Regions from separate parts of the Homo sapiens genome. Here region 2 is linked to region 1. Evidence: chromatin loops called from intact Hi-C (ENCODE). Cell type or tissue: MCF 10A. All regions are shown on one strand. Links, peaks and the distances in the headings refer to the core of each region. The heading gives the core; the rest is flanking DNA.

What was found. Hi-C counts contacts between places; a loop is a spot of excess contacts. Peaks named below come from ENCODE experiments on the same cell type or tissue, not always from the same donor. Only the 100,000 strongest peaks of a DNase experiment are listed, where the experiment ranks them.
Region 2: a loop joins it to region 1, with 2.4 times the contacts of the local background. A loop is called at or near these places in 4 of 110 quality-filtered maps.

Annotation. Positions count from the first base shown.
Region 1 is chr3:65,882,169-65,898,584 of GRCh38, reverse strand. The region is part of intron 1 of MAGI1 (membrane associated guanylate kinase, WW and PDZ domain containing 1); the gene reads left to right. All of the region lies in intron 2 of MAGI1-IT1 (MAGI1 intronic transcript 1), which reads left to right. It overlaps MAGI1-AS1 (MAGI1 antisense RNA 1), which reads right to left and starts at 4,769. Exons shown (of 3, transcript NR_046575.1): 1 at 4,668-4,769. In MCF 10A, for the core only: no CTCF peak of the experiment used is centred there; a DNase peak (open chromatin) is centred at 9,054.
Region 2 is chr3:65,824,528-65,840,943 of GRCh38, reverse strand. All of the region lies in intron 1 of MAGI1 (membrane associated guanylate kinase, WW and PDZ domain containing 1), which reads left to right. Among named protein-coding and RNA genes, the nearest start is that of MAGI1-AS1, 61 kb to the left of the region's middle. In MCF 10A, for the core only: no CTCF peak of the experiment used is centred there; DNase peaks (open chromatin) are centred at 6,643 and 9,013.

The DNA.
Region 1 (16,416 bases), core at 4,110-12,109:
TAGCAAATGAAGGAGCCATGAACTTACTCCTATTTTCTATACCTGTCAACAATTTGAATTTCAGGGTTCTTTTGTTTTGTTTTGTTGTTTTTCTTTATTTGTGTATATAATTTTTTTACACGTACATATGTACACATACAAATGAACAAGCCTGTGTGCATTTAATTTTTACAAGTAAATGCCTACTTTTTATGATGCCACACTAAACTCTTCCATATTACTGCCTTTCCCTAGGGTTTTGTAAAATAGTGCTTTATCTCCAAGCTACTACCCAGCCGCCTTTTATTTAAAGTGTTCAGTGGACCATTATTTGGGATGAATAAAAATTCGATGTTATGCCACAGAAAGGTAGGATTTTGGGGAGAAACAAATACAGGAAACAGGTGGAAATAGATACATTGAGAAGAATCCTTTTGAGCAGGGATTTTTGTAGAAAACATTAAACCAAATCGTATATCAAACTCTCTGGCTGGTGGTCAGTCTAATCACAAGCATTTATTCTTAAGTGTCCTACAGAGAGAAAAAGCTGTTTATGGCTGTATCTTGAGTTAAATATTTGGATTTGGACTGCAAGTTAATTTTAGGGAGAAAACATCTGTCTTTCTGAAAACAGTATGCCTTTAAAAGTGATCCCTGTGGTAGAATGTTGTTGAAATGCTTAAATGCTTTCCATTAAGTTTTTTTTTTCCCCCCTTTTCCTTTCTTTCTTTTTTTATTTTTTTTGGACAGGATTTTACTCTGTTGCTCAGGCTGGAGTGCGGTGGTGCTATCATAGCTCACTTCGGCCTCAACCTCCTGGGCTTAAGTGATCCTCCCACTTCAGCCTCCCTAGTAGCTGGGACTGCAGGGGTACACCACCATGCCTGGCTGAATTTTAAAAAAAAATTTTGTGGAGACAGGTTCTTTTTTGTTGTTGTTGTTGTTGTTTTTTAATTATACTTTAAGTCCTAGGGTACATGTGCACAACATGCAGGTTTGTTACATAGGGGTACATGTGCACAACATGCAGGTTTGTTACATAGGTATACATGTGCCATGTTGGTTTGCTGCACCCATTAACTCGTCATTTACATTAGGTATTTCTCCTAATGCTATTCCGCCCCTGCCCCCCACCCCACAGCAGGCCCCAGGGTGTGATGTTCCCCACCCTGTGTCCAAGTGTTCTCGTTGTTGAATTCCCACCTGTGAGTGAGAACATGCGGTGTTTGGTTTTCTGGGAGACAGGTTCTTGCTGTGTTTCCTCAGCTGGTCTGGAACTCCTGGGCTTAAGCTATCCTCCTGCCTTGGCCCCTCAAAGTGTTGGAATTAAAGTCCATTAATTTTCTAATGCAAAAGAGTGTGGTACATGTTTATTACAGAACTATTAGGAAGAGCTAACCCAAAAACTCACCTGTTTTTCCACCTATCAAATATAACCAGTTTTATTCTTTAGTGATGTACTAAATATAGTACAAATAAAAAAACAGTATAACAACTATTTACATAACATTTGTATTGTATTAGGTATTATAAGTAATCTAGAGATGATTTAAACTATACAGGAGGATGTGCATAGGTTTTATGCAAGTACTGTACCATTTTATATCAGAGATGTGAGCATCTGTGGATTTTTGGTATCCAAGGGGATCCTGGGAACCAATTTTTCTCGGATATGGAGGGGCAATTGTATTATTCTAGTTGTATTATGTGTAGGTGTATAAAATCAAAATTTATATTGAACAGTATACATTTTGTTACTTGAATATTCATTTCCTGTGAAATCATGAACAGGTTGCCATGTCAAAGAAAAGCCTCACCTGCTTTTACACTATCATTTTAAAGTTTTACTTAGTATTTCATTGTATGGATGTATACTGTCCATATTATTGTTGGGTATTTAGGTTGTTTCCAGTTTGTTTGTTTGTTTGTTTGTTTGAGACGGGGTCTCTGATGCCCTGCCTGGAGTGCAGTGGCACAATCATAGTTCACTGTAACTTCAAACTTATGGGCTCCAGCGATCCTCCTGCCCCAGCCTCCTGCATAGCTGGGACTACAAGTGTGAACCACCGTGTCCAGCCAGTTTTTCATGTTTTAAACAACTCTTTGTTGAATGTCCTTGTAGCTAAATCTTTGTCCACATGATTCGTAGTTTTCTTGGACAAGCTCCACAGATGTGATATTCCTGAGTCCAAGGTTTTGATAATTTCAAGTCGTTTTTTCTTCTTCCTAAACCACATATAACTAAATTGTCCTCGATTGATAACCTTCCTGTCAGCCATGGGCATGGTTGTACTTTTTTTTTTTTGTCGTGATTACTGCTGTTAGTGATAATAATAAAAATACTTATTATATACGCTGGTGGGTTTCAGTTTTGACTGGGACTTCAGTTTTCTTCCTTGTCTGAGTCCTGTTACTTATGCCTGAATTTAAAGTGAGTGGGAACATTGGCCTTTTGTCTATTGCCTATAGGGAGAAAAATACCGCAGTGGGTGGAGATTTTGGTCTGGCTGGGGGCTTCCCCATGTCAGCCAGGCTGTTAGGTACTATTGAGCTGGTCCTTGCAGCATCACTTCTTGAGGTTTACAGAGATGCAATGGTAGTGGGTCAGCCTGTATTCCTCTCCAAGCTGGGGGCAGGGGCGCTGAGTGAGTGTTTCCAACAAAGAACAACCTGGGTATCTATCTGCTTGTAGGCAGCTAAGGAATGCTGAATAATTAATAGCTTTCCAGGGAAATATTACTTGCTATAGTTGAATATTCTTTTGGATTTAATGCCAGCTATAGTTTGATGATTGAAAAGTCCCTTTGAGGAAAAAGTGTTTAGAAGCAAATATATTGATGGTACTGATAAATACTGTTTTTCAATGTTAAAATGGAGGGTAACTGACGTAAGTTTGGATGGGGCTTCATCATCTCAATGACTTTGATTTTAGCCATTACTGTGCACTTGGCACATGAAACTATAATGAATTTAGGTTAAGTTATTCCCTTTGATACAGAAAGCTGCCGGATAGATAGATGGTCATTGATCATATAAAGAGTCTTTGTAGGGATTTGGAAAGAAAAAATTAGATTATTGTTTGAAGACAAAGGTAGTGTCTACCATGCCTTGCCTTCTCGAATGAATTGTAGTACTTTTGAGAATTCTGGTCTCTGACCCTGAGGGTGGCAGTTTAATTTCTGAAACCTGAAGGTGTCACACAAACTCAGACCAGCAAATTGCCTGTATATTTCACATGTTGTGTTCCTTAATGCCCATGGTTAAGACATTGAGTGGAGAGAATAGGGGCTGGAGAAGAGGTGCTGAAGTTTTGAATGGGGGACTCTGTGTGTTGTACTAGCTGTGAACCCGTCTAGGGAACAAGTGCTGACACTGCCCACTTAGAAGAAGACACATTTGTTAAAGAAGTACAGTTGCCTTTATGTCTGGCATTTTAGTTAACCAGTAGCAAAATAAAGGACTGATGGATTTATTATCAGATTATGCCCAACCATGCACATATTGCCAAGTCCTCCATGAACATCACAGATATCTAAAATAAAAGAGACGTTTTTATTTGTTTTAATAAATAACATTAGCTAGCACCTCCGTTTCCAACCATTCAGTCCTGTTTGGAAATGCCACAGTGATGGGTGTGTGTTATTTTGAACTCATGTGAAGGTTCCATGACAACGGTAAACATTCATATTGCACATTTTCATAAGGCAGTGAATCTGGATGAGGCAAGTGGCCTCAGCCGGCAATAAAGATGTGTTATGAAATTTCCCATGCCAGAAGAGACACTCATAGCTGGGATTGGCCTTTTCAAAAGCAGTTGATGGTGATGAGTGATAACTCCCCTTTTAGTTTTGGCATCAGATGGAGTTTGTAGCTCATTGGCTTCATTGTGTTGCCTGGGTATCTCCTATTTAGACTTAATTGGATGGTTTGCACCACTGTCCTAGGTGGTTGCTAGTCTTTTCAAGGACTATCCTTACTGAATACTCTTGGTATTGTATTTCTCTTTTCTTACACGAATCCTCAATTACAACAACAAAGAAAATGCTAACATTTGACATCACTGGTAAACTAAGAATGCTTTAGATTAGGATTTCCATTTGCTGCCTTTCCAAATTTGATAATTTATATTTGGATATCCTTTTAGCATATTTTTGGTGGAATGGTTCACTTTATTATTATTTTTAAAAGATGGATGTGTCCTAGCTTTCACCAAGGAACAACTCAGTTTAGATGGAATGTTTTATAAATATGATGTAATGGAAATTGAACAGGATTTGGAGTCACAAGGGCCTGTGTTGGCATCTTAGTGCCATTATTTATTGTGTGACCTTGGGCAATCACATAGCCTTTCTGAACTTCCATTTTCTCACTAGTAGGTAGGGATGATATTATTGATTGTTATTTAGGGGTTGTGGCAGAAATTATGCTGTTCTTACAACTTTGAGATTCTTTCCATAGGGAGGCGGGTAGTGATGTCTCGTTCCTTCTTTTTGTATGGAGGGGTGGCCATGTGATTATGGTGGAGCAGTGCTGTGAGACTTCCAAGATAGGGTCATAAAAGGTGGTATAGCTTCTACCTGGTTCTTTTGGGACACTTGACTTTGGAAACCAGCTAGGAGGCTGCAGGGGAGCTCAAGGAGCCAAATGGTGAGGCCACATCCAAGTGTTCCAGGGGAGGTGAAACACACCTGAGGTTTCAGATGATTCTAGCCCTGGGCCATTGAGTTGCCTGCAGTCTTCCCAGTGTAAGATTCAGACATCAGGAAGCAGAGACAAGCATTTCAGCTGTGCTTTGTACAAATTCCTGACTCACAGAAATTGTGAAAGATAATAAAATGATTGTTGTTAGTTTAAGCCGTTATATTTTGGGATGATTTATTACGCAGCAGTAGATAATTGTAATAAAGAAATCATGAATTCAAATAGTAGTTCTTCTTCTAATTTTGCATACTGTCTTTACCACTTAGTAACTGTGTAACCTGGGGCAAAATTTGTAATTTCTTTGTGTCTGTTTTCTTAATTGTAAATGGGACTCGCGTAATTCCCTCTGGACTTCTGATGAGAATTAGTGATTTAATACTTGATACGCTCAATAAATGTTGCTTGTCATTATTTTCTATTAAACTATATTGTTGGATTTTTGAGAATGCATGAAGAAACTTAACGTTAATTGTGTTTTGATTTTTAAAGGCGTTATGTAAATTTTGTTTTGTGCTTTTCTCCAGGCAAGAAACCGGTTTGAATGTAATTTTCATGAAATGAAAAAAAAAAAGAAAAATGAATAGTAAATCTGATGTTAGTATCTGCCATTTATTTCACATTTTTTTTTCTGAGGTTGTATATGTCTGGGAACCTTTGGCTTTGCTTGGTAGAAAGAGGACTAATGACTCCAATTAGAGGACATCAGTAGAGAAGAAGGGATGAAGGATGGGAGATAGGAAAGAAATCTTATTTTCAGTAACTTATGTGCCAGAAACTGCACTGTAGCCTTTTACCAGTGTAGCCTTCTTAGATACTCTGAGAGAGATAATAAGAGAAGAATGGATTGTTACTTAATTTTTATCGTCCCTGAAATTGAGGTTGTTAGTGTCCTTCTCTGGTGTGTTACCTGGGGAAAGGAACAATGATTGCAGTTTTACTTTCAGGCTAAAAGCTACAAATCTGAGCTCACATTTCTGTTTGTTTCTGCCTCTGACCCTGGGTGGCTTTGTGACCTCTCTAAGCCTCAGTTTCTTCAGTTGTCAAATGGGTCTAATAGTGTTTCCTATTTCCTGTCATTGTTAAAGAAGAGCCCATGAGAATCTGTTTCCTAACCTAGCTTGGTCATAAGAATGATTGTAATGCATTTTTTAAAATAATGGGACCCATCCCAGAGCTACAGAATTAGAATTTCCAGGGATTCTGTGATTAAGTGCCCCAGGTAAGTCTTACTGTTAGGCTGATTTGGGAGACATTAAAACAATGTGTAAAGTTGAACAGTTAACACCTAATACATAAATGTTAGCTGCTGTTATAATTATACTTAACATTAATTTAATGTTTTAGGTAAGTTCTTTTATATACGTTCTTTAGATTTGCTTTGGTAGGTTTTGATAATTTCTAAAAAATAAACACAAGAATGCCTTGTATGCCACTTAATAAAATGTTGGTATGCCACTTAATAAAATCTGATTCTGCTATTATTATCTTAAACAAAATCTGATTCTGCTATTATTTTATGTCCATCAAAAAGTTATGCAAAGTTTTCTCTTTTTCTTTCCTCTCTGAAATATAGACGATCATAACTAAGTTAATGAGTTTCCTCCCAACCTTTCCTCTTGAAGCTTAGGAGGACCATGGATTGAGACATCTTTTTCTGTAACATAATTAAAGAAAAATAGCTTCACAGTTAGGGTCACTGAACCTTGAGGGAATTTGCCCATTGGCTGCCCATCAGGCTGTGATCAGAAGTTTTCGTGTTATGTGTTACATAATTAAGGATGGGGAATAGCTATTTCAGAGACTCTAATTAAAGACTGTGTTCTCTATATAATGAGTATCTATAATGAGTTTTCTGTATAAAGTATCTATTTAGAACAATATGGGAGGGGGTGTATCTCATTGTCCAGCATAATCCTATAATAACTGGTTACTTGTCACAAATTTGAATTGGAGCAACACGGGTATATATATATATATATATATATATATATATATATATATATATATATATATATATATTATACTTTAAGTTCTAGGGTACATTTGCACAATGTGCAGGTTTGTTACGTATGTATACATGTGCCATGTTGGTGTGCTGCACCCATTAACTCATCATTTACATTAGGTATATCTCCTAAAGCTATCCCTCCCCCTCCCCCCACCCCACAACAGGCCCCAGACAACAGGGGTTTGTATCCCAGTCTTCCAACACCTTAGGGCTATTGTCATGCATGTTGCTTGTCAAGTATTTTGCTGAATACTTTGGAGTATGGTTGCTTTTGTCACCCTTGGTTATATTGTGTATCACGTTGACTCCTGCAAAATAGTGGGGAAAAGTAACCTTGGTAATGTATAATTAACTTATGAAGTAGAAAATACTTCTGTCCCTTAATCTAACATTTTAGTTTGTTGGGGCTTATTGTGCTAGCAGCCCAGGCTTCTCTTCCCGTTGTGCTTTAAGGGTTTTATTGATGGTGCTTACCTAAGTCCTAGTTCAGTGATTGGTCAGTGATGGGTGGTAGCGCCTGGCATATTACCAGATTTGTAATAGGTGCTCAGTAAATGACTTCTTACCATTACAGTTATCTGTCTCATTCTTTAAAGAGCAAGTAGTTGTCCATGTTACAAACCCATTAGAATAGTTTTTTTCTTCTTGTTATTGGTTTCTTTCTTTCCTTTTTTTTTTTTTGTGTGTGTTTTTCTGTGACAGGGGCTCACTCAGTCGCCCAGGCTGAAGTGTAATGGCGCACTGCATCCTCTGCCTCCTGAGCTCAAGCTATCCTCCCACCTCAGCCTCCCAAGTAGCTAGGACTACAGGTGCATGCCACCGTGCCTGGCTAATTTTTGTAATTTTTGTAGAGATGGGGTTTTGCCGTGTTGCCCAGACTGGTCTTGAACTCCTGGCCTCAAGCAATCCTCCTGCCTGTCAGCCTTCACAAAGTGCTAGGATTAGAGGTGTGAACCACTGCCCAGGCTGGAATAGGTTTTGTTGTCTAAACAAACGAGGCGATACATTTTATTTTTGTTTTTCTTTCCAAGTTAATGTTTTGTGCTGTTCCAGCTGTCTATTGACAAGTACAATAGGAGGAGTTCAATCAATGTAGCTTATTGGGATAGTTCTAAAATTGGAATCTGGGTTGCCATTCCAGCTGTATGACTGGCCTTGGGCAAGATCCTTCAACCATAGTGGTTCTCAACTTGTACCTCTTATAAATGGATGGGCTGATATTTTGTGACTTGTTCAACTCCTGAGTTTTTGGCTATGTGAATCTGCTCGTTCTTTTAAAGAAGTGTTTGCGTTGGATGTGGTGTTAAAGTTGGAATGTTCTTGCAAGTCCTTTGGGAAATTTTGGTCCTTGGATCTGTGCTGGGCCTTGTTCAGACATGAAATGAGAAAAATATTGTTGAATTTTATAAAGCTTAATGTTTTGAAGTTGGATGCACAAGAACATGTTTCTGACCTCCTCGGTGTGTGTGTGTGCCTGTGTGTGAGTTGGGAAGGCATATGATGAGTTTTTTTGTTTGTTTGTTTTTTGTTTTGAGACGGAGTCTCGCTCTGTCGCCCAGGCTGAAGTGCAGTGGCGCTATCTCTGCTCACTGCAAGCTCCGCCTCCTGGGTTGACGCCATTCTCCTGCCTCAGCCTCCCGAGTAGCTGGGACTGCAGGCGCCCGCCACCACGCCCGGCTAATTTTTTTGTATTTTTAGTAGAGACGGGGTTTCACTGTGTTAGCCAGGATGGTCTCGATCTCCTGACCTCGTGATCCGTCCACTCGGCCTCCCAAAGTGCCGGGATTACAGGCGTGAGCCACCGCGACTGGCCGGCATATCATGAGTTTTTAATGTCATCTGGAGCTAAAAACTGGTTGCCCACTTTTATTTTTTTCTGTGAACAGCATGAGGTAGACATTAAGATAACAATCTGTTGAAAGGCACAAAGCTTGCTTGTGTGCTTTGGCTTTTATAAGGAACACTGCAGTGACCATCTTCATACATGTGGCAGCATCCTCATGCTTCTCTGTTGTGAACACATACCAATACATTTCTGTATATACCAGTACATTCTGCTTATCTTTTTGGTGTTGGCTCAGGTGGCTCCCCCTCCAGGAAGCCTTACCTGACAACCCCCCATGCCCCCATACTATGAGTGTAAATTTTCTCAATATAGTAGCTCTCAATAGATGGTAACTGACATTATTATTTTCCTTATTAGTACAGATTCTTTCACTGTTGTGTTACTTACTGTTATGTTAAGGCCTCCCAAGTTAAACTCCTGTGTTGCACTGACTTTGGAATGCAGACTACTGTTTCTGGCAGCAGCTTTTAGGCGAGTATTTCTCCCCTGCCTCACAGATGTTCAAAAGTTGGTTGGCATGAGCTTAGAATTTTTTGAACGTCACCAGTGGTATTCAAGAATAGTCATTACTATGACTCATGATGTAGCTGAATAGAGGAGAGAACAGAGAATCATGACTCTGTACTGAAAATGTTGAGTGTGTCGCTAAGCCCAGAAGAGAAAAGTCTGTGCAGATACAAAATATGTAGCAGCAACTGGTCTTCTAAAAAGACAGAAACAGAAGGGGTTCTTGCCTTTTTAAAGTGATGGATCTTTCCCATCTCCTTGCCCACATTCTCTCCTACATATCAGATGATTACTTTCTTTGCTTATTTAATTCAGCCATCTCACTCTGACCCATGGACATTATATCAGCCAGGTCAACTGAAGGATCACTCTGGATTAGTGTGGTGGTTTCAGTCTTTTAGAGGCTATGCTTCAGAAAGTTTCACAGATGCTTACTTAATATTAGTTGTACTTTTAGCGTCTCTTGGTTTTGGAAAACTGCTATGAATCTGATAATGAATAGTACTAGCCTATAGAGGTCATTATACATTATATCTTTGTAATATTATATTTGTTACATATGTATACATACACACATATATAAATATATACATAAACATACACACATATATGGCATCTGTATATTATAGAAAATACTTTTACTCACATTTTTTTAGCGCACAGATAATTTCTGGTGTACCTGTAGAATCCCAAACCCCTTGGAATAACCATTTTCCATCTGTCAGATTTTGTGGTTCATAGTTTTTGGGAGCATTGAATTGGAAGGTCTTGGGCATCCTGGCCAGTCTTCTGGCTTTTTTCTTTTTTTTAGAAAGGAGAAATTAAAGCTTTTAGTTCTTTAAACTCAGTATTTCATTTTTGAGTGTTTAAAAAAAATCTTAAAGATTCTTAAATGTGTATGTACTTGTGTATATGTGTGTGTTTAAGACTTGTGAATCCAGTTGCTAGTTTTAATTCTAAATCTCCTTTCATTTCTAATGTCATTAAAAATTTTATCCCATTTACTACTTGTATAATTTTATTTTCTTAACATCTGCCAGTGGTAACTTGCAATGTATTCCAACATGTTTTTCTTCTTAACGTAGCCTCATAGGAATTCTTTTGGACATAAAGGTTTATAATGGGCCTCTTGAATACTTTGGTTGCCAATGCTAGACATATACTAATTCCCTGCTCAGTACTTCCCTTGGCTCTGACTCTGAAGATGAAAGACATAGTCTTCCTTTCTCAACCTCTCCTTGACTATTCTTGTGCTTTTGTAAAGTTATTGAGATGGGTTCTGATGCTTCATATGGCTTCTTAGATTTTAAGTCCTGTCACCATTAGGAAAAATCTGTTCTAGGAATGTTTGAAGTTCAGGGCCTTCACACACAATTATGTAGCAGCTTTCTTACCATCAGGTTGGATAGTGGGAATTGTTTTCACAGTAGAGAGAAGGTAATTTCGCTAATCAACTGGGCACCTTTTATAAAGATTGGGTTTTGCTGATCTCAAAAAATCTTAGTTTGGTGATAGGTTCTTTATGAAACACAGAATATACCATATTGAACTAATATCAACTTGAATGATACAGTCAGTTATTGAGAGTGTAATATACAGGTTCTAATAGTTGCTAACGATGAATATGATGTTAATGTTTGTTTTATGTGCATGATCATTTAGGATACTGTATCTATGCTGTTCTCTTGTGTGGAAATAAATTCAATGAATAATAGGTCACTCAGTAAGTGAGATAATGGGCAATGTACCATATCCTCATGTGGTCTTGAAAGCTTTAAGACATTGATCGAAGCTCAAAGATGAACTGACTTACTATCCAAATTGAAAACACTGTGCCTTAGATAATAGTGGTGTCCTATGATTGTGAGCTTATTAACGTCCTAACCAGACATAGAATTTTTATTTTTCTGTCTCTTTAGTTTTTCATGAGTTTTATGTTTACTGTCTCTGTCTAAGAGAAATTGTGGTATTTGGTAAAGGTAAGGAAGTTAAAGAAATAGATACAGGTTTTATGGTATGTTATAGTTTTTTTTAATGCACAGTAGAAGTTACAGGTTTATGAATTTACATCCCAGAATTCAGAAGGCTGTGGTTTTATTTGTAGATAGAAATCTTATTTCCCCCTCTTGCCCCTGCCCTTTTTTTTTTTTTTTTCTGGTATCAGTCTGCTGTACAGAGTTCTAATATGTGCTTTATTTTTGTAGTTTTTGTGTATTACTAAAGTAATACATGTTTGTGGCAAAAATTCAAATAAAACACAGGAATATAAAGTAGAAAACTAAATTTTTCCTGTTATCTCCTTCTGTTCTCAACCTAAAATTCTAATCCTCCAGAGGCAACCAGTTTGGGATATATTTTTTCAATTTTTCTATACAGATAAAAATATGCATATGATCTTTGGAATCTTTTTTTGAGATGGCATACATACTTATTTTACTCATGTCTGAGAATCTTGGTTTCAACTTAGACTATTCTTAATCAGTATTTTATATTTATTTTAAGTGCACCTTGTATTTTATGAGTTTGCACAGAAGCCTTTGACATTAACTAGGTACTTTATTTTCTTAAATTATTAAGAAATGACAGTGGTGTATACCCATTCTGAAATGTTTTTTGGAGAAGAGATGTGTAGGATCAGGTAGGAGAAATTAATAGTTTACTGGTTCAATACTGGTTATTTTGTTCAAGCTTTCTGTGTATCAGCCAACATATAGGTTTGGCTGCATTAGCAGTTACCTCAAATCACAGTGGCTTCAATATAGTAGAAGTTCATTTCTACCTTATGTAACGGTCTAGCCATGTAACAGTCCTACGCTACTGTGATTCTGCAAGGTTGGGGACTGAGATTCTGTCTCATATATTGCTCTGTCATTATAGAGATATTGTCCTCCTGTGCATTCTGGCTAGTGAGACGGAGACAAGAGGAGAGCAGGTCTCTTCTCTTCACAGACACGGCTTGGAAATGACACACTGTGCTTCTGCTCACATCTCATAAGCCAGACCTTGCTCGTGTGGCCATAACTAGCTGCAACAAAAGCCTTTAATGAGGGCAGCCATATGCTCAACTGAGAGTTTGGAGGAAGGGGAGAATGTATTTTTGGAGGTAACTCAGTCTTTGCTGAAGATCATGCCTTTATTATTTTTTTAAAAAGAGAATCTTGAGACACGCTTATTTGAGATTAAATGAAAAATCCCTTTGATGTACCAAATGAAAAAAAATTGCTATTTAGAATATTTTCTTGTCCTCATCCATTTATGCAGTTTGACTGTCAAAAAATACAACATATAATCTTGCTAATAATAGGACATTTACATATGAACTTTCTGTGCAGAATTGGTGTGAAACAGTATCTTATTAGGTAATAAAACTATGCAAAATAGGGAGATACGGAATATAAGAGCCTATTTCTCAATGGAATGAAAGGTTGGCCCATTACAGTTCTAAACTTAAGTATATAGCACATTATTCTTTGTAAGGTGATTTTTGCTTTCAGTTATACTTGTTTGCATAGTTAGATAATATAGATAAATAAAACTGTAACATCTCCGCTCAGAGATAACCACCATTCAATATTTGATTTTTAAATAGTATTATGTAGTATGAGTGTATATGTGTGTATGCATGTATACACATGCAGACAGATGCCACCTATAAGCACATGAGCATTTATTGTATAAATTATAACCATTTCGTACTGTGTTAGTTCGTTCTCACGCTGCTAGTACACACATACCTGAGACTGGGTAATTTATAAAGGAAAAAGGTTTAATGGACTTACAGTTCCACATGGGTGGGGAGGCCTCATAATCATGGTGGAAGGTGAAGGAGGAGCAAAGTCAAGTCTTACATGGTGGCAGGCAAGAGAGCGTGTGCAGGGGAACTGCCCTTTATAAAACCGTCAGATCTCATGATACTTATTCACTATCATGAGAATAGCATGGGTAAAACCCACCCCCATGATTAAGGTACCTCCCACTGGGTCCCTCCATGACATGTAAGGATTAAGGAAGCTACAATTCCAGATGTGATTTGAGTGGGGACACAGCCAAACCATATCACACACTCTGAGTTTTGTTTTTCCCCCTCATTATACTTGATAGGGAATAACGTTCACAATATATGTGAAAACTATTTTTTTTTTTTTTGAGACAGAGTTTTGCTCTTCTTGCCCAAGCTGGAGTGCAGTGGCACAATCTCAGCTCACTGCAACTTCTGCCTCCTGGGTTCAAGTGATTCTCCTGGCTTAGCCTCCCAAGTAGCTGGGATTACAGATGCGCACCACCACACCGGGCTAATTTGTGTTTTTGGTAGAAATGGGGTTTCACTGTGTTAGCCAGGCTGGTCTTGAACTCTTGACCTCAGGTGATCTGCCCACCTCGGCCTCCCAAATTGTTGGGATTACAGATGTGAGCTGCTGCGCCCGACCTGAAAACGTTTTTTCATCCAGGTATCTATTTTATGACTGTTTTGTAATTTATTTTATATGTGATTTTTTTGTTGAATATTTAGGTTGTTTCTGAAGTGCTTTCATAAACAATGATGTGATGAACAATTTTTGTGCATACAGCCTTATATATCTCTCTGAATATTTCCTTGAGACAAATATTACATGTGGAATTACTTGGTTTTAGATCTTTAGGTTTTGGTACATATCATGCTAATACAAATTTTCTTATACTCTCTCCAATCCTTAAATCTCTGTTCCTCTAACAGAAAACCAAATTCCATGTGCTCTCATTTATAAGTGGGAACTAACGTTGAACAGCAGACACTGGGCCTCCCAAAGTGGGGATGGAGAGATGGAGGAAGGGGTTGAAAAATGCCTGGTGGGATTGTGTTCATTACCTGGGTGACAGGATCATTGGAAGCCCAAACCCCAGCATCATGCAATATACCCATGTAACTAACCTGCACATGTACCCCCTGAATCTTAAAAAAAAAGAAAAAAGAAAAGAAAATCTTTGTTCATTTGATAGCAAAATTAGTTGTTTAATAGCTCAGTATTTTAGTAGTTAGAAAATGGATTCAAGTTGTCTTAAATGTATTCTTCCTTAATTTTATCTCACATTTTGATGCCATGCTTTTTGTATTTAAGGGAAGTACTTTTTGGCCATTGTTCACCTATCTTGTGTGTTTCTAGATGGGAGCTTGGTCAAGTTCTCCCTTCGTTCTTCCACCCCATGTGGTACAATTTTTCCTTGTGTATCAGTAATGAGTCTGCACTTGGATACCTCATGCACAGTATCGCTATGTGCTATATGCACAGTGTCACTAGTTCCTTGTTGTATCTAAGAAAAGGCAGCACATGGCAGGGTGGAGAGAGTTGGTAGGCTTTATTCGGACGTGTTTTTCTTTCTGTTACATTGTGAATTCAGGAATCTAATTAGTTGACCATCACCTTGAAATCCCTTTAATAAAACCTGTGGTTGGTTTCTTCTACTCTCTGTTTATCTTGCTCTTTTCATTCTTGTTCTTTTCCCTTTAAGATAAGTGTATTCTGTCTTGCTTTTCTGCTAGAGTCTCATTTCATTTTCCTTCTTTCTGATTTTTTTTAAAAGCCTTTTAGGGAATGATTCAGAAAGAATTCTTTTCTTTTTTCTTTTTGGTAGACTGGGGAATTAAGACTGAAAAGTTTATTTCTTTCGATGAACAGGAAATGTTCTGGCTCCAGTAGTTTATTCGGGGGAGTGACATTTTGCAAAACGCCCACAGGCAATTCATGTGTACACAAAACCTAAGATAAACAGTTGTTACTGCTGCAGCCATTGTTTCTCCCTCTGTCTGAGGGCAAGAGACAGGGAAAATCAGACTGAGGAGAGGGTTAGAACAGTGGGAAATGCAGTGGCAATTCAGGAAGGTGTCATTTGTCTCACAACTGGATAGTCTGATGCCAGTGTTTAAAGCAACACTTCTTTTTCATAGAATATCTTCTGAAACTTGTGAATATTAATAATTCAGTAAAGGACACATTCCATGTAAACTGGGTGGTCTTCCAGAAGTAGAATCTCATAGCAAATTGCCAGTTTCTGTACAATTCCAGAGCTAAGTCTTTGTTATAATTGTTGTGAAGAATTGTTTGTCTAGCAAGTATTAAATTCTTCCTTACTGTGACCCACCCTGTTTATAAAATATATATTCTTGTTTATTCTTGAGGGTTGCGTTTCAGAATTATTTGATTTTACTTCTTTTAGACTGGAATTTGCTAGTACAACTTCTGTGGAGGAGGGTTTTGTGAAATATTTTTTTCAACTTGTTTAGGTAACACAAAATCCAACTTCAATAACTGTTGTGTAGTAAAATGCCTGAATCCTTTTTTATGCCATTTGCTAATATTTTGGGCTCATTTCGAACATATGCTTTTAAACTGTACTCTTCACTTGAGTGGCTGTGGTATTGCCAGACCTGTGACGTTTTACTACAGCTTGAGCCACGAAATGACTGGAATGTTAAAAGAAACTGGGGAGATAAATGGGTGTATAAATTGTTGATGTAGGCCACTGGTTAGGGGCAGCTAAGATACCTGACTGCTTGTTTGTGAGGTCAACTTGTCCTTTCTCTTCCCTTTTCCCTTTTCTTTCCTTTCTTTTTTCCTTTTTTTTTTTTTTTTTGAGACAGGGTCTTGCTCTGTTGCCCAGGCTGAAATGCAGTTGCGTGATCATGGCTCACTGCAGCCTCAACCTCCTGGGCTCAAGTGATCCTCCCACCTCAGCCTCCCAAGTAGCTGAGACTACAGGTGCACACCACCATGCCTGGCTAATTTTTTCTGATATTCTGTAGAGATGGGGTTTCACCATGTTGCCCAGGCTGATCTTGATCACCTGAGCTCAAGCCATCTGCCTGCCTCAGCTTCCCAAAGTGCAGGGATTACAGATGTGAGCCACTGTGCCTGGTCAACTTGTGCATTTTTGGCGTGCACATTTTCTTTTCTGATTTATTCTCTTCTTTTTCCTTTCTTTCTCTCTCTTGCCTCCTCCTTTTTTCCCCCCAGTTGAGGAATGTCTCCCTTAGTCTTAATGGGATGGTCAACCGAGGTTCCCTGCCATCCTGTAGATGGGAAAACATGTAACTTAAGCTCTGTCAATCAGACATACTCTTCCTGAATTTGAGTATGGAACTGAGTGATATAAAAACTATTCACCCAGAGGTGAACAGAAGAGATTGCTAGTTCCTGCCTCCTAGGTCTTTAGAGTTATTTTGATTTCCTACCTTCCTAAGGCGATTTCTTCAGCTTTGTCTTTTGTGTCCATGTAGTAAACAGCTTTTTCTTCTTTAAGTTAGGCAGAGTTGGTTTCTGTTACTAACTGAAGAAGCCTGTCTGAAAGGTACATCTTAGAGTGATCCCAAGGAGCCTCACAAAGGGTGTTTCCCAAGAAA
Region 2 (16,416 bases), core at 5,710-13,709, 59 kb after region 1:
TGTAATTTGGCTCTCCCCCATCTCTAGGCCCAAATGATTTCAATGAAGAATTGTAGCAAATGTCTAAAAAAGAATTAATAGCAACTGTATATAATTTCTTCCAGAAAATAGAAGAAGAGGAAATAATTCTAACTCACTTTATGAAGCTAGTTTTATCCCGATATCAAAACTAGACCAAGATAATACTAAAAACAAAAACAAAACAAACAGCTACAGAACAATATCCCTCATGAATCTAGGCCACCCCCCACCCACACCAAAATCCTTAACAGTATCTTACCAAATCAAAGCCAGCACTATTTGAAAGAATTCTACTACAACATGACCAAGAAGGGTGTATTGTAGGGATATAAAGCTGGTTCAGTATTTAGAAATCAATCAAGGTAATTCACCTTATTGACAGGCTAAGAAAGAAAAATCACATGATTATATCAATTGATGCAGAAAAATTATTTGATAAAATGTAATGCCTATCCATGATAAAATCTCTCAGGAAAGTATGAATAGAAGGAAACTTCTTTAAACTCAATATGGAGTATCTACATAAAACCTGGAGCTATCATTGTACTTAATGGTGCAAGACCGAATGCCTTCTGCCTAAGGCAGTGAACAAAGCATAGATGTCCGTTTTCTCCACTGCTATTCAATATAGTACTGGAATTTCTAGCTAGGGTAGTAAGGCAAGACAAGGAAATAAAAAACATACTCTGGAGATGAAGAAATAAACTACATCTTTGCAGGTGATATCTTTGTCTACAGAGAAAAGCCTAAGAAATCTACCAAAAAAAAAAAAAATCTTAGAACTAATAAAGGAGTTCAGCAAGGTCACAGGATACAAGATAAGCTTACAAAAATCAATGCTATTTCTATATACTGGCAATGACCACATGGATACTGAGTTTAAAATGTATACCACTTACAATTCCACAAAAAGGTATACTTAGGTATAACTCTAACAAAATATATACCAGATTTAGTATGGTGACAACTATAAAGTGCTAATTAAAGACAATAAATGAGACCTAAATGAATGGAGAGATACCTCATTGCATATATTGAAGACTCAACGTCGTAAAGATGCTTTACAACATGACTATATTTGTTTTGCAAGTAATGTCTCTCAGTTCATAACTTATTTTTTCATCTTCACAGGTCTTCTGTGTAGCAAAAGTCTTGAATTTTGATAAAGTCCAGTTTGTCAGTCTTTTCCTTTTATGGATCATGCTTTCAATGTCGTGTCTAAGAATTCTTCTCCACGCCCTATGTCCTGAAAGTATTCTCCTGTGTTTTAGCTAAACAGTTTTATAGTTTATATTTTACATTTACATCTCTGATCCATTTTGAGTTAATTTTTATTTAAAGATGAGCTTAGGCTCAGCTTATTTTGCCACTATTTGTTGAAGACTGTCCTTCCTCCATTGAATGTGTTTGCGCCTTTGTCACTCATGGAGCGGTCATTTCCTGTAACAATGTCCTCTTCTGGAATGCTTCCTGAAGGACCTGCTTGAGGCTGTTTTACAGTCAATTAAAAAAAAAAGTCGAAGGAATACATTATAAAATAATGATATAAAGTATAATATAATAAATACATTAACTGTAACATTTATCGTAATTATCAGGTATGCACTGTACATAATTGTGTGTGCTGTACTTTTCTATGTCTGGCAGCACAGTAGGTTTTTTTTACATCAGTATCACCACAAACACATGAATAGCTAGAATCTTATGATGGCTACAGTATCACTAGGCAATAGGAATTTTTCAGCTCCATTGTAATTTTATGGGACCACCATTGTATATGTGGTCTGTTGTTGACTGAAATGTTATGCAGTGCATGACTTAATAAAGGACTCATCTAGAATTTATAAAGATGTCTCAGAACTGAACATTAAAAACCAAGCAATTCAATTATAAAATGGGCAAAAGACAACACAGATGGCAAGTAAGCACTTAAAAAGATGTTCAACATTACTAACCATTAGGGAAATGCAAATTAAGACCATGATGTGTTATTACTACACAGAGAACAGCTGAAATAAAAGATAGTGGCAACACCAAATCCTGGTGAGGATGCAGAGAAGCTGAGTCTCTCATACATTGTTGGTGGGAATGTAAAATGGTACAAACACACTGGAAAATGATATGTCCATTTCTTAATTAATTAAATATACATTTACAACAGGACCCCAGTCATATTCCTAGGCATTCACCCTAGAGAAATGGAAACTTATGTCCACACAAAAACCTGTACATGATTGTCCATAGCAGCTTTGTTTATAATGTTCAACAACTAAAGTGTGCTACAACAGCTGAATGGTGAAGCAAACTGTGGTACATCCATGCCATGGAATACTGTTCAACAATAAAGAGGAACAAACTATTGATATACACAATAACTTGGATGGATCTCAAAGGCATTATGCTGAGTGACGAAAAAACAATCTCTAAAGGTCATATATTGTATGATTCTATTTATGTAATATTCTTGAAATGATCAAATTATAGAGATGAAAACATAATATTGCCAGGCATGTTGTGGAGAGGTGTGTATGCACTAAAGGAGTAGCACAAGGGAGATGTTTGTGGTGATGAAATATTTGTGTATCTTTTTTGTTTTTGTTTTGTTTTGTTTTGTTTTGAGTCTCACTCTGTCACCCAGGCTGGACTGCAGTGGCGGGATCTCGGCTCACTGCAACCTCCATCTCCTTGGTGCAAGTGATTCTCCTGCCTCAGCCTTCCTAGTAGTTGGGATGGCAGGCGTGCGCCACCACACCCAGCTAATTTTTTTGTATTTTTAGTAAAATACTGTGCCCAGCCAGTTGTGTATCTTGATTGGGGTGGTGGTTACACAAACCTTTATGTGATAAAATAACATAGAACTCATACACAAATATTGCAATGCCAGTTTTCCGGCTTTGAAGTTGTACTACGGTTATGTAAGATGGAACCTATGGGGGAATCTGGGTGAAGGGTATGCACAACTTCTCTGTTCCATCTTTACCACTTTCTGTAAACCTAAAATCTTTTCAAAATAAAAAGTTTAAAAATAAGACCTTCATGGGTTGGTCAAACTGAGTTTGAGAAACCCTGTATTAGACCTTTAAAGACGAATAAGGAAGTGTGAAATTTGAGGTTGTGCCTTTTAGGAACTAGCTAAAAATATCAAACAGGACACCAGAGATGAGCAAAACAGACCAACATAGATTTAAATGCTGACTGAAACCACTCCTGTGATTTTAAAAAGAAAAATGTAAAGAAAGAAAATGGCAAATTTGAGTTACTTCGCGCTTTGCATTCGTATTTAGTGTTTATACCTTAGAGAAGATGCTCACTGTTACCAAGCATCAGGACGTTGGCCCCCATGGTTGGGTAAGCAGCTGGGTGGGGTCGTGGCATATTTTATAGAAGCAGAGGACGAAGGCATCTACTGGTTATGGTTCCCTTGTGTGAGCTGGACAGATATAATGGTCATCTGACTTTCCAGGTGTGTGGGCAGTGGAGAATGTTGCTGGAAGAATTCCAGGAACTCTCCTATCTCTGGGAGGTCGTGGCATCAACCATCCCTATTTTCATATTGTGCTTTATCTTCCGTCAGCAGGTGTGGCAGCTGAAGTTGATACTCATCTGTGGGGTTGTTCAGACAGCTGCTGTAGAAATGACAGCCCTGATGGAGGTGGGCAGCGCCAGGCAGGCACACATCTGCCTTTTTGCCTGGAATTATTTCTAGCAGGAGGTGATTCCCATATTTTACCTGTGTCTTCTTGGAGCTGAGGTACCATAATACTTCGTGGAGAAGCAAGTTCTGTGTTTTTTATTTTTTTATTTTTTTTGCATTGAAGAAAACCTTCATTTTTTCTGTCTTGATGGTGTCAGTAGTTACTTCTTAGGAACCTCTTCCAAAAGGTGTCACATTTAGGACCTATCTGTGAGGAAAGGTCACAGGTATGTAAGATGGTGGCATTATTCTTGTTATTATAACACCTCCCATTTATATTACAATTTAACAGTTTCAAAGACAGTGAGCCAGGGCAGATGATTGCAGGTGTGGTGTTTTTGGCACCAGATATTTACAAAAGTGATGGCTCCACAAAAAGCACAGCTCGCTCTTTCTCTCTTTCTCTTTCTCTCTGTCTCTCTCTCTCTTTCTCTTTTTCTCTGATGGAGTCTTGCTCTGTCGCCCAGGCTGCAACCTCCGCCTCCTGGGTTCAAGCAGTTCTCTGCCTCAGCCACCCGAGTAGCTGGGATTATAGGCGCCCACCACCACGCCCAGCTAATTTTTGTAGTTTTAGTAGAGATGGGGTTTCACCATCCTGGCCAGGCTGGTCTTGAACTCCTGACCTCGTGATCCACCCGCCTCAGCCTCCCAAAGTGCTGAGATTACAGGCGTGAGCCACCGCGCCCGGCCTCTTTCCCTTTCTTTAGACAACCATCATCTTTCCTATTGGTCTCGTCATACCTATCTGGTCCTGTCTTTGTCCTGTGCTTCCTTATTTTTGTCCTTTATTCACGATCCTTATCACTAAGCCACTAGTCCTCAGCCATTTTATACTTTAGAGATTCTTTAAGAAACCAGAAAGGTGAATGAACATTATACTGTGCCTGCAGAGTTAGATTTATTTCTTTGTTACCATCCAACATATCACTGAGTAGAGTGGTTTATTCTTCTGACTCAGATCTTGCATGTGTTCATGGAGCAAATTATTCACATTTTGCAATGATGACATCATTTTTTCTTTGGCTTTGTAATGTTATGCACTGTACCTTTTACCCCTTACTTGGGAATGGTTGTACCTCCCTTCCATCTTTGGTCTGACAACCTGCTCAATGCAATGTCTGGTTGGTAGATGACAGCACAGCAGTGTGCCCCTTGGGAAATGTGGATGAGATGCCACAAGCCACCAAACTTGTGCCTTGACATTGGGTCCTCAGTTGAGCAGGTAACCCCCAGCTTGCTTGCCTGCAGTGATGTGGACTTCAGTTCTGCTCTCATCTCTTATCTACCATACCAATTTTTATAATTAAAACAGGAATAAACAAGGTGCTTAATGTAATCTGCAAGGGAGAAACAGGGCGATTGAACAGAAGGGCTGCATTCTGGTTTCAAGCACAGGGCGGGAGAGTCTATATATGGTGCAGAGGGTGCTAAAATTGTAAATATAAATTCTTAAATCTGCCAAATAATGGTCTGTAAATAGTGTAAAATAAGAATGTTCTCATTTACATTTAAATAGTTTAGATTTCTTGTTTTTCACTACAAAAATATAATATTAGTGCAAATATTATCTGGCAATGAAAGTAAATACACCAGACAGAGTCGTTGATTTCTTGTATATAGTCATCTGTTTTCAAACACTGGCTTATCACGAATGGCCTTTATCATACTCATGAGTTCTATTTGTTAAAGTGGCAAGAATCAGAAACTCAGGAAATGCAAATGCATGGGATTAGGAAATTCATTGGCTTTGGGTTGAAAGTGAATATTTTCTCTACTTGCTTGATACAAGTTAACTTGCTGGTACATTTGTCATTGCTATTAAGTGGCCCCTTTAACACTATTTTCTCTTCCTGCCAGACAAGTCTGAAATAATGAATTTTTTAACGTCCTTATCATATAACTGTAGTTTCTTGTTTCCTTGATGTGAATAAGGTAGTTACATAGTACTTAGTCCCTGACAGTAAAATAAATATTATACCAGAGGGGCACTTAAAAATATTGTAGAAAAACCAAAATAGAGCTTTTAAAAAAGTTTAGGCAACCCAGAACAACGTAGAAAAAGTAAATTGGAGAAAAGAGAAACAGAGAAGAAACAGAAAACAAAAAATAGAATAAAAACCTTAAGACCTAACACATTAACAATTTTATTAAAAGCAAATGCTCTAAGAACATCAGTCGAAAGACAAGAGATTGGCAGCGTGGACTAAAACATGACCCAGCTATATGCTGTCTTCAAGAAACTCACTTCAAATGAAACAATATAGGCAGGTTCAAAGTAAAAGGATGGAAAAAGGTGTGTAATGCAAACACCAATCAAAAGAAAGCAGTAATGGCTGTATTAATGTCAGATAAAGTAGACTTCATAGCAAGTAAAATTACCAGAGACAGAGAGGGACATTTTATAATGATAAATAAAAGGGTCATTCCACCATGTCGACATAGCAATTCTAAATGCCTATGCAACAAACAAAAGACCTGCAAAATATGTGAAGCAAAAACTGCTAGAGATGAAAGAAGAAATAGATACATCCACAATTATAGTTGTAGACATCAAAACCCCTCTCTCAATAATTGATAGAACAACTAGAGAGAAAAATCAGCAAAAATGTGGAAGAACTCAACACCATCAGCTAACTGAATCTAATTGGCATTTATAGACCTTCCACCCAACAAAAGTAGAATAGATATTATTTTCAAGCACCTACAGATCGTATACCAAGAAAAACCATATCGTGAGCAGTAACACAAAGCATGAAATTTAAGAACTGAAATCATACAGAGTATATTCTCCAACCATAGTGGAATCAAAGTAGAAATCAATAAGAGAAAGATAGCTCCAGCTACTTGGACTTCCTGAGCTATTTCCTGAACATGTTAAGCTCATTCACACTGTTTGAGGTTTCTGTGTGGAATGCTCTTCCCTCAGATTTTTCTCCTGGATGATTCATTCTGAGCTTTAAATTCAATGCCATTTCAGAAACTTCTGTAATTACCCAATCTAAAGTAGCCTTTACAGAACCTCCTTTAGCTAATATCTTCATGTTCCTACCTCCTCTTACTTTCATACCGTCCTGTTATTTTCTTCTTAGCACTTATTATCTGAAGTTACCTTTGTTGTTTATCTATCAGCTGGTGTTAGGCATAAGAATTTCAGCTGCAGAAAAGTGGGAATTACATGTGTTGTGTTCACCACAGGATCCCCAGTGTCTAGGGAAGTAGGTGCTGAGTAAGAATTTGCAAATGGACTGTAGATTTCTGTTACATAGCTAGTCATGTGTACTAGTAATCTAAAGATATTTTCACTGCTACAGAAAGCCACTGGGGAGCTTGTGAAAGTTCATAAACTTTTTCCTGCATGCAAATGAAACTAAGAGATCTAGCCCCTCTCTCTTCAGCCAACTTTTGGCTTCATGTAATTGTTTACTCAATTAAGGAAACTTTTCTGGGAGCTCAGATTGTAGTAGGTTGAATATGCTCAAAAGCATGCTGAAGCCTGCCACCTAACTTGTGGAAAAAAGCTGGCACTTGCTTCAAGTTGGTTGTAATAACACAACAAAAATCTCATAAAGCCTGGAATTTAAAAATGAATATTCTCTATTTTATATGACATAGTAAAGACTTACAAATAGGTAAGTCGTCGATGATTACACTAGTAAATAGATATTTGAACATATACTTGCACATTCAGTGAAAGTTCATCTTCAGTCTTTCTGTTTTGAATTGGAGTTGTAACTATGCTGTTGGTCTCTGATGCTACTGGGGAAGCCGGAGAGATTGTATTGTATGGGTGTTAGAAGTTCAGTAGACCTAGGCCAGGCGTGGTGGCTCAAACCTGTAATCCCAGCACTTTGGGAGGCTGAGGCGGGCGGATCACTTGAGGTCAGGAGTTTGAAACCAGCCTGGCCAATATGGTGAAACCCCCTCTCTACTAAAACTACAAAAATTAGCTGAGCGTAGTGGTGCACGCCTGTGATCCCAGCTACTCGGGAGGTTTAGGTAGGAGAATCTCTTGAAGCCGGGAGACGGAGGTTGCAGTGACCCCAAGATCACATCAGTGCACTCCAGCCTGGGTGACAGAGTGAGATTCTGTCTCCCAAAAAAAAAAAGTTCAGTAGACCTCCATTCCAGTCCTAGCCCACTATTACTGATTGACCTGTTTGGAGATGTTGGAAAAGTCATTTATTTACCTTCCCAAGCTCCATTCATTCACTTCATCCATACAAATGGGAATATAATTGCACCATTGTAGAATTCTTGTGAGAATTTTAGTGAAATGTAGTAAGAATGCATATTTAATCTGCTTCCTTGATACAGTCATATACTGGGTGAAAGCAGTGAGTAGGATTCAAGCTCCCCCACATTGAGTAATAATAACCAGACTTGAAAACAAAATAGTATCCATAATGGTTTGCTATTTTCATCAAAGTGGATAGAGACCATGATGGTTAGATTGAAGGCAGATGCTTTGCCTGATGGGTAGTCATTTCAGTAAACATTAAATATCTCTTGTATGCCTGGAGCTGCCCTAGGATGTGGAGGTATAGAAATAAGAGGCTCAAGTCTTCTGAGAGAGATGGTCAGAAAAATGAATGGCTCCAAAACACATGGTAATTGTTGGAAGAGAAGCTTTGGGCTGAGTGCTTTTGTGGCACAGAGAAGGGAGCATCTAGCTTCATCCAGGAGTCTTGAAAGATGAATGAACAGAAGTTACTTGCCAAGCAGATAGGCATGGAAGACCATGTCGTATTCAGAGACATGCTAGCAGTTTGGTTATGAGGAATTGCTGTAAGCCTTTTATTCTTTTGTGATTCTCCATCCCTAGGAGTTTTCTTTTCAGTGTGTTCAGTTTCATTACATGTGCTAAAACCACACTGGAAGTCTTTATTGTTTTGAAGAATCTCTCTTAGCCCCTCCCTTGGCATCATTTGTAAAGGGCTTAACCAAATTATAAGGCACAAAGACTGCACAGAACCAGCTGCATTTGCAGGCACTGATTGGGAGACATCATTTCTGCCAGTTAAATGTGGTGCCTAGTGGATCTGCACTGTGATTTATGCTGATGGCTGTGCAGTTGTTGCCTTTCCAGCTGCAATTAAACATTAATCTTTGGGCAGTCAAGAGAAAGGTGCTCTGAAAAAGAGGGCTGGTTGGAAACATCAGAGACCAAAAGGCACTCTTGAATGATGACAGCAAAACGTTAAAGACCTCCTGATAAATGGTAATGTAAGGTCTCTCGAGATTATTGGCGCAATATGAAAGGCAAGGCCCCCACAATTATTACTCAACATTCAGTAAGTCCAGGAATGGGTAAAGTATGTGAATTGCAACTTTGGCAAGCTGTAACCTTGTGGCCCACATATGTGGTGACACATTTCAGATTTGCCTTTTTAAATTTCAAATCTGTAGTAAAGACTGCCACCTTTTATTTTCTCTTTAAAGCAAATGTATTTCAGAGAGGCATTTTATCTAAAACTTCCATTCACACAAGTAAATTCTCTCCAGTAGGTGCTTTTTAAATATTTGCAAAAATCTATGTGGAATTTTTTTGTTTTGGCCTCATGAGTTTCCTGCCTGAATCGTAAGACCAGGAGTCATTTAGGTCTTTGCTTTTTAGTTCAAAAACGGCATTTTTATAGTGGTAGCATGCCAACTTTCAAGAGTTAGAGGCCAGTCTTCAAATCTCCTTTATGGATTAAGTGTGCTGTTTTGTGTACTTTGGAAGAGTGGTTAAGTTCAACCGTGTATGTGGTTATACAATAAGATGCTTTATCTCTATACTTCTGCTCTTCACATGCTCCATCCTTAAAAGCATGGAGGAATTTGAACTCACTAGCTTTGGGTTTCAGCCTGTACTTGTTTTAGTTTTTGATGCAAAACATCCAGGTAACGCTACTTGTATTCTGTAAAAAATTTTTGCCAGGTGGCCCTGTTCATCTTCCTCAGAATTAGCGGAGGAGGCTCTTAGCGAAGGAGAAACTGAAGCTTGTTGGGGAAGTGACACTTGCTTGAAGTTGTCCATTAAGTCAGTGGCAAGTTGCAGAGTAATGTGCTGGTTTCTAGCTTGAAGTTAGAAGTGAGGAACAGGACAAAAAGGTCATTGTTAGGGACACTGCCAATTCACTTAGCATTCATGAATTTAGAATGCAGAATCAAATGCAGACCAGTCTCCTCATTTCACAAATAAAGGGGAATATCATTTAGCAATTGGAGCTCAGAGAGGTCCAATTGCTAAAAGTACATATAGCTGATTACTGGCAGAGTCTAAATGAGTTTACATTTTAAAGATACTGTGTAACCTTTCTAAAACCACCCAATGTCACCCTCTCCATAGTTTTGCATGCTTGTTTGCTTCAGTTTAATACTATAAATCTTTTCATTTGTATTAGCAGATGTCACAAGTGGGACTCCTGGTAAACAATGGAGGTCCCATTGTTTCTTTATATTTACCTTACTGAAAACATGGAGGGTATTACAACCTTGGTAAAGTTTGGGCAAGCAGTCCCATGTTTCATCACTTGGACACATCTGATTATTAAAATCTGTCTAACAGATTGCATAATATAATACTGTGAATCATAAATCAATGGAAAATTGTTAGCAAATATAAGTCAGTCTTGTTTAAGGCACCTCTATTGATAAGGAGTCTGATACAGAATCTGGCTATGGAAATCTGGTGTGAAATAGTGTCCACTGAGAGAAGTTGTGTTGTGGCAGCCCATTAACTTAGCATTGATTTAAACATATTTTGTGTTTTGCATGAGAGCTGTTACTGGAGCCGTGGTTGAACCAATCATTGGTTGGTTGGTGATAAACTAAATTATGCCAGCTATAGCTACCCCATGTCTTTATTTGGAAGTGAACTTTATATGTTTTCTTTCTCTCTCTCTGTGTTTTTTTTTTTCTCTCTCTCCTTTTATAAGATTTTCCCCAGGTGTGGTTTTAGCATTACACAAAAAGCCTCAGGAAGATTTGATTCCAAAATCAGACTTATCCTTAAGGTGGAAATTAGAACAACTGCGATGCCTCAAACAGATGTTTCCTCTGACACAGTATGTGCCAAGACCTTAATGGTAGTTTTCAATCCACGACACTGGCTTTCATATTAAAGATCTGGGCAGTGCTGGTGGTCAGAACTCAGAAAGATCTTTGCCTCTGTATGTGTACCAGGCTTCATCTGCATAAATAATGATCTCACGTGTGTCTGGAATGTCATTTTTCACGTGTATGTAGATACCGTTGTGACTAATAAAACAGTTTATTTGTAAGCATTGCTGAATCCAAAGTAGAATTGGAGGGAGAGTCAGTCAACACCTACTGAAAGCACAACTGTTTATGTAGGGATCCATGCCATAGTTTTGCCATTATACAAACATATTACACTGGAAAAAAACTTGAGATTCCTGATCAAGCTTAATTATCTTTGGCTTTCAGAATAGTCTGGAATGATTTAATATCTTTGAGAGTAATGGCTCAGAGACTTTCCCCAACACCTACAGCTGTCTTTGGCATTGCAGATGTTGCAAATGGGGTTTTGTACAACTCTCATGCTTATTAAAAAACATTTGTAAGCAATATACCATGTGTCTTAGTGTATTAGGGCTGCTATAACAAAATACCTTAGACTGGGTAATTTACAAGCATGAGAAATTTATTGCTCACACTTCTGGGAGCTGGGAAGTCCAAGATCAAGGCACCAGCAGATATGATGTCTGGGGAGGTCTTCTTCGTCATAGATTGTGCCTTCCTGACATGCCAGAAGGGGTAGAAGAAAGCAACCTTGAGCCTCTTTAGAAGAGCACTAATCATATTCGTGAGAGCGGAGCCCTGATGACCTCATCTCTTCCCAGAGGCCCCACTTCTTGATACTATCACACTGGGTATTAGGTTCCAACATAGGAATTTTGGGAGGACACTGACATTCAGACCATAGCACTATGCAGTTGGTTCCTTTTGATTTTAAAGACCAAGAGGCTAAGAAGGTGTTCAGAAATGCTCTTCATTTTGCCTGAGCCTATATATTAATTTTCTGTTGCTGCTATAGTGAATTACCACAAACAGAATGGCTAAAACAACACAATTTATTATTTTATATTTGTGAAGGTCAGAAGGCTGACGTGGATGTCACTGGGCTAAAATCAAGGTGTTGAAAGGGCTGTGTTCCTTTTTAAAAGTTCTGGGGTAAAGATCGTTTTCCTTGGTTTTTTGGGTTGTTGGCAAAATCAGCTCATTGTGGTTGTGGTACCAAGATCCCCTTTTTCTTGCTGGCTGTCAGCGGAGGGCCATTCCCAGCCTCTAGCGGCCACCCACATTCCATGACTCATGGCCCTCTGCCTCTGCTTTTAGAGCCAGCCACAGCAGGGTTGAGCTCCTTTTCCTTTTGGAATCTTTTCTCTTTCTGTCCCATCTCTCTGATAGAACAGGAAAAGTTCTCAGTTTTTAATAACTCATGTGATTAGATCCGCCCGACTAGGTAATCCAGAGTAATCCCCGTATCTCAAGGTCCATACCCTTTATCATAAATTGCAAAATCCTTTTGTAATGTAAGGTAACACATTTGCAGTTGTGCAGATGAGAACGTGGACATCATTAGGGGGCCATTATTCAGCCTGTTACTTGACTTTAAAACTTGAAACTGTGTTAATTTGCTTAGATTTCTGCCCTTGGGGTTTGGAAAGTACAGCATTATCATTAACCACTTAGTGACATCAATAGGGCTCATTCCTTTTCTTTCAGTCTCCCATCTTACTGCTAACTGAAAAAAGGGGCTGTTTAAAGAATACATAGATGTGAGATATACTACCCTGGAGAACTACAACAGTGCAGAGACTGGATTTAGCCATAAAAAAGTGTTTGAGTTTGGGGGGTGAGAAATCTTATTGTGGGATAGACCTTCTCCTTCCTCCTATAAAAGTTCAGCTCCACAGTTAGCCTGTGATGTTGGTGCTTGATGTTCACCAGGTTTGGACAGAACCTGATGGTCCTCCTCTGGCCAGTTGAAGAAGTCTGATGAGATATGCTGAGTTAACAGTGAAAAGTAGAACTAGATAAGAACTAGTTGCAGATGGAAATCATTCCAGACTCAAGCCTCCCTTAAGCTGATTTGAAGTCCATCACTTCTCCAATGCCAAGAAAGCAGATGGGCTCTTGTCACTGCAGAATGAAGCTATGTTAATTAATATCTTATAAAATCAACTCTAGTTGAACATGTATTTTGTGTGAGTGAGTGAGTGGTTCCTGGTTCATCTGGAAGGAAATGTTCAGGGAATCTTTTTGGATGGATTTCAGCCTGACTGTTTTCATGATAGACATAAAGATGCTATTAATTTTACATATAACATTAAAAAATTTTTTGCTGCAGGCAATTAGAATAATATAATGGGAAAATAACTTAAATGTTATATAAATGTGAATATAAATATACTTCTGAGTACTGACAAGAGACAAGAGAAAAAATATCCCTCTCTGTAATAATTATCACAATAACATTATGCAGCTTCTTCCATGCCAAAAGTTTGTAGCTTGGGACTTTATTGTAGGAGAATGTAGTTGAGTAGACCTTGAAGTAAGGGTGCGTCTGACCCATCTGTGTTTGACCCTTTTGATTCAGCCATCCTAGGTCCAAGGCGTTTCAAAGTTTAGACCCTGGACTGCGTGGAGGGAGCAGAGTATAGAGCTTAAGGCAGTGGGCTTCGGAGCAAGAGCAGTTTGGCTGTGTTGTTAACTAGCTGTGTGTGACTTTGGCATTATGTCATTTTGCTAAGTTCCAAGTGATAATATTGCCTCTTGAAGAGGTTTATGAACATAAAGAGACTTTAAAATGTTTTTTTTTGTAATATTCTTTGTGCTGTGCCTAGCATAGTGTAAAGTGATTAATAAATGGAAGTAGTTGTTTTTGTCTCCTACGTCTTCCCCACTTACTGTCTTACTTCCCAATTTGGCATCAACTTTCGACATTCTGAAAGTCTCTTAGGCTCTTGGTCATGAATGTTGCTGTTTTGTTCCTGTATCAGGGAGAAGCACAGAATATAGGAAAGAAAAAAAAGGAGAGCTACCCAGATAGTTGTGAAAGTTTAGATTTATAACCAGCCCCTGGTTCCTTGGGACTGGATAAAGCAAATCCTTACTTTAAAAACCTTTAATCAGGTGATTACTTTGGATTATAGAAAGTGAACCCCAAGGTTGATGCTGAACTTCTTTGAGAAATAAGGAAACATTGTTGGAGCAGCAGACCGGGGGATGGTGGCACAAATTCATATTAGAGCAGGTCAGGTAATATGAGGAGAAACTGAAGAACATTGCTGAGAGCAGTGCTATTAGAATGGATGAATTTCCTTTTATTTATTTTTAAAGGCTTCCTTATTCCTCTCAGTAATGTTATTGATAATGTGTTTAAAAATTGTTAGAAAGAGAACTATTTGAAATCTAAAGTTAGTCGTGTTTTCCATCTTTAAAACCCACTACAAAGGGTTTATGGAGGATCTGAGATGGTTAGCATATCCTAATTGCAAAAGCGTTGATGTCTCAATACAGTGCCCTTAATGTAATTAGAGACAATTTTTTAAAATCCATGCTGATAAATGTCAGGCTGGTCTGGTCTTGTGAGTTGGGCACAAAATGTACCAATTGTTGAATGATGAAGGCCAGCATATGTAATAATAACTAAGGTCAGTAAGAAAAATATTCTTCTCAATTGTATATGTTTTGTTTTCAAAGTTTCATCAGACTGAGTAGCCATACTTAATTAGCCCAGAGGCAGATGAAAGCTCATTTAGGCACAAGTAACAGGTAAGAATTTGCACAGAATGCTGATATCCAGTCTCTTTCAACACATGTTTAAAAATAATATTCCCTTCTACTTCTTATCCCAAATATAAGTAGCTCATAATACTGGCATTGAAATGCATATGCTTATGCCAGTATAATAATATTGATTTCTTTTTATTTAAGTTTTAGTATGATCTCCTACCTGTTATGAAATAATAGCTGTTCATTCTAAAAACTTTGCAAAATTCAGAAAAGTAAAATTAAGCAAACAGAATTCAGTCATAATCCTTCCAGTCATTGATAATGTGTTTTTACCATTTGGTGTATTTTTTTCCATGCATGTATATGTGTATACCATGCATGTATATATGTGCACATACACATCTACACATATATACAACTACTAAAGTGGTATACCTATAAAATACATATGCATATATATATATAAAATTCAAAAATTTTATTATTATTATTTTTTGAGTCAGAATCTTGCTCTGTCGCCCAGGCTGGAGTGCGTGGCACGATCTTGGCTCACTGCAACCTCTGCCTCCCGGGTTCAAGCAATTCTCCTGCCTCAGCCTCCCGAGTAGCTGGGACTACAGGCATGCACCACCACGCCTGGCTAATTTTTATATTTTTAGTGGAGACGGGGTTTCACCATACTGGCCAGGCTGGTCCCGAATTCTTGACGTCGTGATCTGCCTGCCTTGGCCTCCCAAAGTGCTGGGATTACAGGCATGAGCCACTGCGCCTGGCTGAAAATTATCTATATTTTTAACTTAAAAATACTGTTGACACCTTTCCTCATTGATGAATATATAGTTTTATGTTACCTTTTAGGTGTTTTAGAAGTCCATTGCATAACTGTGCCATAATTTATTTAACATTTCCCTTTTGATGGGCATTTTAGCCTCACTAGTAGCTAGGAAGTATTTAACTACTGACTCTCTAGGGAAGAAAGAGCTCTGATTTATAGCACTTGCCGATTTCCATGGTGTCAATGTATCCACCATGGTTGATTTCAGACTACCAATATGAAGTCACTGAATGCGAAGTTGGGGAGAAGTGCTACTTTTGTGAGCCAATACAAGCCAGCTTCAGCACAACCACTGCTTAGGTTAAAGTATTTAAATAATTGATTTTAAGGATAGTTCTTTAAAAGAAGTATTGTTCAAATGGGAGATAGATTCTAAAGATGAGAAGAGTCCCTGCCTGTTAGTGGAAAAAAAGAATGTGCCATGGGCCAAAATGTTTAATTGATAAGCTATAAGCTCTCTTCTTTTCATGCTTAAATTAGTTTTCCCAAAAGTAACCTCAGGCTTAGATTTTCAAAGATAAACTTTTAAAACATCTCAGACCAATATGCTTTCTAAGAGCGCTTCATACATTTTCTGTGTCTGCGCTTTTGAAGATAAGTTACTCTTCCCTCTTCTTTACTTTATGGGTGTTTTACCGTAAGCCATTTGTGTGTGTGTTTGCTCATTGGGGGCAGGGAGTACAGACATGCTTCTTTCAGGGAATAATTTTGAAGTATTTAGTATCCATGTACTCTTACAACATTTTAAAATATTCCCACAGATGCTTTGGTGTCTGGTAGCAAAAGAGGTTAAGACAGAAAAAAATATGACATTTTTCAGTAAAGAGATATTTCTTATAACTTACTAAGAGGTTAAATTATTGGTAGGCAAGAAAATAGCCATGACTTGTAGTAACATGGCCTTTCTGGGTAAAACCCCCAAGCTCTGAATGCTGCATTAGATGTAGAAGGTATTTAGGCAGACAACTTAAGGAGGGAATGGAGGGCTACTGTGTCTCTTTGTTCAATTCATGAATTCATTAATGTTGGAAAGAGATTGGGTCAGCTGATAGCAGAGGACAGATTTATTTTTGAAGATAAAGACACACAAATTCTTTCTACAACTTAGTTGGCTTGTATA